Regions from separate parts of the Homo sapiens genome. Here region 1 is linked to region 2. The links are chromatin loops, found by intact Hi-C in ENCODE. Cell type or tissue: heart left ventricle. All regions are shown on one strand. Links, peaks and the distances in the headings refer to the core of each region. The heading gives the core; the rest is flanking DNA.

Region 1 (4,403 bases), core at 110-4,109, 72 kb before region 2:
GTCATCAGTTTGGTCAATGATGGGTCAGGGCCTCTAATTTAGAGCTTAAGACTCCAAATTCTGTGCTGTTCCCAACAACCCAGACTCACACCAAAAGGAAATATTGGGAAGAGAGCTCAAAATACGGAAAATAGAAATGTTCGCACAGGGGAAATGCTGTCAACAGGAAACTGTCCACCAAGAAGGTGAAAAGGAAGGTGTGGTTTTCAGGGGCCATGTGAACAATTCTCATTGTTGCGAGTGTGTTAAAACTCTTTATCACAAACCTTAACCACCAAAGAGGATACTTTCTTTTTTCCTAAAACACGAAGTTGCTTAGTTTCAAAATTCATTCCCTGCTATGATGAACCTCAACACACTATGAAGAGAGCAAAGGTAGTAGCTCCCTCTCCACTTCACAAAGGGAAAACAAAGCCAAAGAGAAGAAACCTACCATTGTCACTCTCAAACCAGCCGGTGTCTCCCTAATCTTCTCACTGCTGCCTGCATGTCCTGGTTCCTCAGGGTATAGATCATGGGGTTGAGCATGGGGGTCATGACTGTGTGGCCGATGGACACAAGCTTGTCCATAGGGAATGGAGTGAAGGGCCGGGCATAGAGGTAAATGCTTGGAACGAAGATCATGGAAACCACGATGATGTGGGTGGTGCAGGTGGAAGCTGCCTTCCTTCTTGCCTCCCCTGGATGTGACCTCAGCATCACCAGGATGAATAAGTAGGACATCAGGAGGAGGAAGAACCAGACGACATCCAGCAGCCCACTGTTGGAGATCTTGAGGAACTCCAGCAGTGAGGTGTCAGTGCAGGCAAGTCTCAGTACTTGGGGAACATCACAGTAGAAGTTATCCAAAATGTTGGGGCCACAGAAGGGCAGTGGGAGCATCAGAGCCAGCTGGACAATAGAGTGGACAAAGCCTCCCACCCAGGTGGCTACCACCAGCCCCACCCAGAGCTGAGTGTTCATGACGGTGACATAGCGGAGGGGCCGGGAGATGGCAATGAGGCGGTCAAAGGCCATCACTGAGAGGAAGAAGACCATGGCACCTCCCAAAAAGTGGAAGAAGAAGATCTGACCCATGCAGCCCTGGTAAGAGATGGTTTTCTTCTCAGAGAGGAGGTCCACTAGCATTTTGGGAGCAGTGACTGAAGAGAAACAGAGGTCTAGGACAGCCAGGTTTCGGAGCAGAAAGTACATGGGTGTGTGGAGCTGGGAATCAGAGGTCACTGTGATGATGATAAGGATGTTTCCCATAACAGTGGTGATGTAGACAAACAGGAACATTAGAAACAGGAAACGCTGGAGCTCCCGAGTCTGCGAGAGCCCCAGGAAGACAAAGTCTGATACCCACGTGAGGTTCCCTGTTTCCATGGTGTTTTCTCCATACACCTGAAGAAAATGAACCACAGACACAGATACATGAAGTCACTACTTTCCCTTTCAGGGCTCAGGGGCTCAGAACCAAGGTTTTAGGCCCATATGATGAGCATCCTTATGTGTAGACCATTATACTAGGTGCTGTCTTGTCTCTGGATCGTTTACAAGTGGGTGCTGGAATATACATTCCTGAAATCTTAACGCCATCCAGAAGTATATACAACCTGCCTTTCAAAGATTCATATAGTGGTGGGAAGACACTTGGAGTCAGATACATCTGAAGTCAAATTTCAGGTCTTTCATTTCATTGTGATTTGACCATGAGTAACTTACTTAATCTTTCTGGGCCTCAGTTTTCACGGGAATTTGTAAGGTAGAAATAAAAATACCTGCTTTGTAGAATTTTCTGAGGACTTAAGTAGAATGATAGATATAAAGTTCCTAAAACAGTGTATGGAATAATCAATGGCAATTACTCACCTGTGTGAATTCTCTTAATCTAAAGATATCCTCTCTTCCACTCTGTAATAAGATTCTTTGCCAATTATTTTTCACATGACATTTAATACATCATCGTGTTAATGGATTTTCCTTGTCTATATTTTCCCTCCACAATTCAACTATTAAGTCCAAAGCCTATATCTGGATCTCACAATTTATTTGTGCCCTGCAGTACCCATTCTTAATGACAGTTAACTTAAAAAGCTCTTGGTGTTGACTGCTGCATGGGTGAATAGCTATCAGGTGCACAAGTTCAGCACAAGGAAGACACTGGATGCAGCTGGATGCCTGAGACATCCAGTAGTTCCCCTGCCCTCCACTGTGGGCGGCCCCTTATGAGTGAGGCATATGTGGTGGTGCTGAGACAAGAGGGAGAAAAGGGAGGGAGAGTCATTGGATTGAGAAATAGATGATGAATATTGTATGAAGGGGACTCAGAGAGCTTCTGAATGAAACAGGAATTTTACAAGATGTTACTGAATCCAAGGGTGGGAGACAAAGGAAGTTGTTGAAAGAAAACAAATAGAAATAGACAAAGGAATAAAGGGAGATGAAGGAATAGAGCAAGTGAAGGTAAAGGAAGTGGAAAAGTGCTGGGGAGGTGGAGAAAACGGGACTAAAGGGACAGAAGAAGATGGAGGAGCCGGGAGAGGTGGCTCACGCCTGTAGTCCCAGAAATTTGGGAGGCGGAGGCGGATGGATCACTTGAAGTCAGAAGTTTGAGACCAGCCTGGCCAACATGGTGAAACTCCGGATCTGTACTAAAAATACAAAAAAATTAGCCGGGCGTGGTGGCACACACCTGTAATCTCAGCTACTTGGGAGGCTGAGGCAGGAGAATCGCTTGAAGCTGGTTGGAGGCTGCAGTGAGTGGAGGTCATGCCACTGCACTCCAGCCTGGGTGACAGAGCGAGACTCTGTCTCAAAAAATCAAAAACAAAAAAAAAAGAAGAAGAAGATGGAGGGTGACAGGGGAGGGGGTCAGTGGTCTCCCCCCTCCCCCTGCCCTGTCTCAATCTCTCTTACCCTCTCTTACCTGGCCTATTGCAATCTATTATCTACAATATTATAGGTCATTCTAATCTTATTCTGCTCCTTCAGTTTACTTCCACTCCAGGACACCTTCTTTTTTTTTTTTTTTTTTTTTTTGTGACGGAGTCTCGCTGTCGCCCAGGCTGGAGTGGCGCGATCTCGGCTCACTCACTGCAAGCTCCGCCTCCCGGGTTCACGCCATTCTTTTACCTCAGCCTCCCGCGTAGCTGGAACTACAGGCGCCCACCACCTCGCCCGGCTAATTTTTTTTGTAACACGGTTTCACTGTGTTAGCAGGATGGTCTCGATCTCCTGACCTCGTGATCCGCCCGCTTCCGCCTCCCAAAGTGCTGGGATTACAGGCATGAGCCACCGCGCCTGGCCTCACTCCAGGACACCTTCTACACAGCTGTCCATGAGACCCCTCTGACTCAGATGTGATCATATTCCTCATTGTTATAATATTTGATTTGCTCACAGCTTAAAACTCAAACTCTCAGAAGCCACCTAAAATGCTCTGTGGATAAACTGAGGGTGGAAAAACATACCTACATACGTGCATGCAACTCTCTCTCAGCATTTCATACAAGACTATAAAAAATAGCCTCCCTATACCTTTCTAATCAGTATCACTGTCACCTGGGAACTGATTGCTGTTCAAAGAACTCATAGCTTCCATGTAGGCAGTATATTTCATTATTTTCATATCTTTGGTAATAAATCCTGTTTCCTGAAATGCCTTTTGCTACCTTCTCAACCTAGAGGCGATAAGAGAAATATCACTTTCCCTTTGACTCCTCCCCCCATTTCTCTCATGCAGAATTAATTCCTTATTTCTCTGTGTTCCAATAGCATTTGATAAATACCTCCATTATAGCATTTATCATTTTTTCTATTGCTTCTCTTAACTAGATTGTAAATTCAATAACTTAGTAAGCCCAGAGTCTATGACAGCATCTCTGATTTAGCACTTGCTCAGAAATGTTTGCCAACTTAATATATTAGCAGGTAAATGTGACTTTGTTTTATGTGACAATGTCGAGAATCTTGTGATTTTCCTCACCGTTGATGTCCTTTGCTGTGAGCATCCTCCCTCTAAGTCTCATAGGGCGAATTCTGTGCTTTGTTGTTTTCCTATGTAATCGGAGGCATCCGTTTTCAACATCACATTCCCCTTGCAGTTTTTCTTGAGTCTCTGCTCATCCTTTAGACTTACTATCGTCAGGTCTATGTCACTTGCTTATTACTCCCACCCTCTAGCAGGTGTTGCAAGATCTTTCTTACAGCTGATCTCTGTGCAGCTGAGGAAACACTGGTCTCTCACCTCCCTTTAGCCCAGAATGGGGCTTCAGTGTACATCTTCTTGGAGATCCTTTGCTTCAGCCTCACAGTTTCTTAGCTCCTGCCCTTACTTCATGAATAATACCATGGGTGAGACCCCAGGGGAAGGGGGAATATCCTTTGGGAGAAACTATTGGACAGGGCTCAGGAAGCTG
Region 2 (4,403 bases), core at 144-4,143:
CTTCATAAAAATTTAATACATTTTTGCTATATAAAAGATAGTTAAATGAATGAAAAGACAGGCCACCAATTGAGAGAAAATATTTGCAAATCATATATTTGATAATGGACATGTATCCAGAAAATATGGAGAATTCTTAAAACTCAACATTGAGAAAACAAACAACCCAGTAAAAAGATGAGCAAAAGATCTTAATCAAAGATATATACATGGCAAATAATCACTTGAAAAGATGCTCAACATCATTAGTCACTTGAGAAATGTAAATTAAAACCACAATGAGTGGGGGAAGGGAAGGAGAGGGAGAGATTTGTTAAAGGATACAAAATTACAACTAGATAAGAGGAATAAGTTCTAGTGTTCAATACCACTGTAGGATGACTATAGTTAACAATAATATATAGTTTCAAATAGCTAGAAGGAGAATATTGTACGTTCCCAATACAAAGAAATGATGTTCGAGATGATGATATGCTAATTACCCTGATCTGATCACTACACATTATACATATCAAAGCATTACTATGTACTCCATGAAAACGTATAATTATTATTTGTCAATTCAAAAATAAAATTTTAATTTAGTTTGTTGAGGCAGGGTCTTGCTCTTTCACCCAGGCTGGAGTGTACTAGCACCATCACAGCACACTGCAGCCTCAACCTCCCAGGCTCAAACAATCCTCCCATCTCAGCCTTCTGAGTAGCTGGGACCACAGACACACACCACCACATCCAGCTAGTTTTTTTAATTTTGGAGAGACAGAGTTTTGCCATGTTGCCCAGGGTGGTCTCAAATTTCCTGAGTGCAATTGATCCACCTGCCTCAGACTTCTAAAGTGCTGGGATTACAGATGTGAGCCATTGCATCCAGCCAATTTAAATTTTTTTAATTAAAAAATGTGGTATTTAAAAAGCCCACAATTAGATACCACCACATCCTGTTCAAATAGCTAAAATTTTTAAAAAAGAAACTGACAATGGCAAGTGTTGACGAGAATGAGGAGTAACTGAGAGTCCCATACATTGCTGGTGGAAATGCAAAATGGTGTGGCTATTCTAGAAAATAGTTTGGCAGTTTCTTATAAAGTTAAACATATGCTTACCATAAGATCCAGCAATCCCACTCCTAGTTATTTATCCAAGTGAAATAAAAACCTACAAAAATCTGTATGTAAATGTTTATAGCAGCTTTATTCATAATTGCCAAAATGGAAACCCAAATGTCCTTTAATTGAGGAACAAATATACTTTAGTATATCCATACAATTGAATACTACTCAGCAATTTTAAAAAGGAACTATGATACACAGAAAAACAACATGGATGAATCTCAAAATAATTATGCTGAGTGAAAAAAAAACCAAAGCCCCAAAGAATTACCTACTGTACAATTTCATTTCTATAGGAATCTGGAAAAGTGGACATGGTGGCAGGGATGGAAGGTATTCAGGTGCTCAGCAACATGGACTTCCACTCACTAAGGCCAGTCTGAGTACAGCCACTGCTGAGTGCCCAATCTGCCAATCTGCCAGCAGCAGACACCAATACTGAGCTGCAGCAACATTCCCTGGGGTGATCAGCCAGCCACCTTGTGGCAGGTTGATTGGACTCCTTCCATCATGAAAGGGCAACACTTTGTTCTTACTGGAACAGACAGTCTAGATTTGGATTTACTTTCCCTGCATTTAATGCTCTGCCAAAACTATCATCTATGGACTTCCAGAATGCCTTATCCACCACCACTTTTTCCACACAGCAGTGCTTTTGATGAATAAACTCATTTCACAGCAAGTGAAGTACAGCAATGGGCCCGTGCTCATGGCTTACCATGTTCTCCATCATACCGAAGCAGCTGGCTTGATAGAAAGGCGGAATGGCCTTTTGAAGATCTAGTTACAGTGCCAGCTCGGTCGCAACACCTTGCAGGGTTGAGACAATGTCCTTCAGGAGACCATATATACTCCAACTCAGCATCCCACATATGGTACTATTTGTCGCATAGCTAGGATTCATGGTTCCAGGGATCAGTAGCAGAAATGAAACGGCACCCACAACTCACTATTACCCCTAGTGGTCCACTGGTAAATCTTTGCTTCCCATCCCTGTGGCTTTATGCTTTGCTGATCTGGAGGTCTTCATTCCAAAGGGAGGAATGCTTTCACCAGGAGTCACAATTATTTCACTGAACTGGAAGTTAAGACTGCCATGGGTCATTTTGCAATGAAGAATTACTCCACTGGCTAGGGTGATTCCTCCTGACTACCAAAGGGAAATTAGGCTGCTACTAAACAATGAAAGGAAGAAAAGTTATGTCTGGAATACGAGAGATCCCTTAGGTCATCTCGTAGTACTACCATGCCCTATGGTGATTAAAACCAGTGGAAAACTATAATAAACCAATGCAGGTAAGACTTCTAATTTCCCAGACCCTTCAGGAATGAAAGTTTGGGGCCCTCCCACCAGGCAAAGAACCACAACCAGCTCTGAGTTTCATGAGGAAGGCAAAGAAAATATGGAATAAGTCGTGAAGGAAAGTAGTTACACATACCAGCTATAACCAGTAATTTTGTAACACCGGTAGTTATAAAACACATCATGTGAACAGTTGCAGAAGTTAGTACTATAATTATTATGAGTATTCATTGTTTTGTTATGAATGTTTGTGTTTATGTATTTTTTCTTCCCTCTCTTATCCCCTTGTCATCTAACATAAAATTTATTAAAATAGCTACATTTACATAATATTATTAAAGTTACTGGATTATCAAGGATAAAAGTGAACACCAGTCAAGGACTGTGAATTCTCTCCCAGGAAAAGAGCATATTTTCAGTTGTACACAGATTAGCTGTGTCATGATAGGCAGAAGTTTTACTTTGTTATTGTCTTTATTGGGAGATTAAATGGTTTAAGGAAATGTGTACAGGTGCCAAGTTAACAAGACATGGACTGTGGTGATCAATTTTACGTGTTGACCTGGCTATGCTATAATACCCAGTTATTCAAAAACTGACCTAGGTGTTGCTATGAAGGTATCTTGTAAATGTAATTTACATCTACAATCAGTTAACTTTATGTAAAGGAGATTATCCTGGATAATATGGTTGGGTCTGATCCACTCCGTTGAAAGCTGAGGTTTCCCTGAAGAAGGAGAAATTCCACCAGTGGACTGCAATGTCAGGTCTTGTCTGAGAGTTTCCAGACCTCCCTTCCACACGGCCTGCCCTGTGGATTTTGGATTTGCCTAGCCAGCCCCTACAACTGCATAAACCAATTCCTTGCATTAAATCTAGGTAGATGACAGATACATGGATATGAAGACAGACAAGATAGAATATATCCTACTGGTTGTGTTTCTCTGGCGGAACTCTGACTGACACACAAATCATCTGAGAAAATCTTGCATCTCTTCAGTCAGAGCTTGTTTTTGACCCAAAAGGGATCACCAAGCTTTCATCAGACATGGCCCCAAAATGACTGGGCAAATCTCAGGAGTTCAAAAGATTATTCTGATGGAGGAGTCAGATTAGGCAGGTGTTCTCTCTTTTAGGGTTCTGTTCCTCAAGGACTTTTAGGGTGTACCCTCAGATATGTCCGTTCTTTTGTGTTGACTAAACTATCTGCAACACATTGGAATAGTATATAGCCACTTTAATGCTCATTATTAACTGTGTCTAAAAGGAGACACAAAATCTCATAACATTAACTGCTTCAAGGAAGGTAACCCCGTAGCTGGAAGACAGAGGTGGGAGGGAGAATTTTTGCTTTTTGTGCCTTTAGAATAATGTATCATGTGAATGTGTCATTTAGATTAAGGGTTGGTATACTATGGTCCACAGGCCCAATCTGTCCCCTGCTTTTTAAAAGTTTTATTGGAACATAGCCATGCTCATTTGTTTACATATTATCTATGGCTGCTCTCACACTGGAATGGCAGAGTTCAGAAATTGTAATCTGTATACCTAATGTCATGGACCACAAAGGCTAAAATATTTACTGACTCTTTACAGAAATGATTTGCCAACCTGTCTAGATTTTTTAAAAATAGAAAACTGACATTAAAAATAAAAGATGCCCCAAGATAATTGAAAACATATCTACACAAAAATCTGTACATCAATGTTCATAGCAGCACTAATCACAATAGTCAAAAAGTAGAAACAACCCAAACATCCCTCAACAGATGAATAAACAAAATGTGATATACCCACACGTTACTCAGCTAGAAAAAGGAACAAAGTACTGATAAATGCTACAGCACAAATGAACCTTGAAAACATGCTAAGTGAAAGAAGCCAGAAACAAAAGGCCACATGTACAATTGCATTTATATGAAATGTCCAGATTAGGCAAATTCATAGAGATATAAGGTAGGTCAGTGGTTTCCCAGGGCTGGGGAGAAGAG

What was found. Hi-C counts contacts between places; a loop is a spot of excess contacts. Peaks named below come from ENCODE experiments on the same cell type or tissue, not always from the same donor. Only the 100,000 strongest peaks of a DNase experiment are listed, where the experiment ranks them.
Region 1: it touches region 2 in a loop (12-fold over the local background); 3 of 110 quality-filtered maps call a loop at or near these places.

Annotation. Positions count from the first base shown.
Region 1 is chr17:58,166,621-58,171,023 of GRCh38, reverse strand. OR4D2 (olfactory receptor family 4 subfamily D member 2) reads right to left here and starts at 4,042. Exons shown (of 2, transcript NM_001004707.4): 1 at 3,971-4,042; 2 at 1-1,386. The coding sequence starts at 1,368. The coding sequence ends at 445. In heart left ventricle, for the core only: no CTCF peak of the experiment used is centred there; no DNase peak of the experiment used is centred there; H3K27me3 peaks cover 2,587 bases.
Region 2 is chr17:58,094,768-58,099,170 of GRCh38, reverse strand. DYNLL2 (dynein light chain LC8-type 2) reads right to left here. Exons shown (of 3, transcript NM_080677.3): 3 at 3,629-4,403. Among named protein-coding and RNA genes, the nearest start is that of DYNLL2, 14 kb to the right of the region's middle. In heart left ventricle, for the core only: no CTCF peak of the experiment used is centred there; no DNase peak of the experiment used is centred there.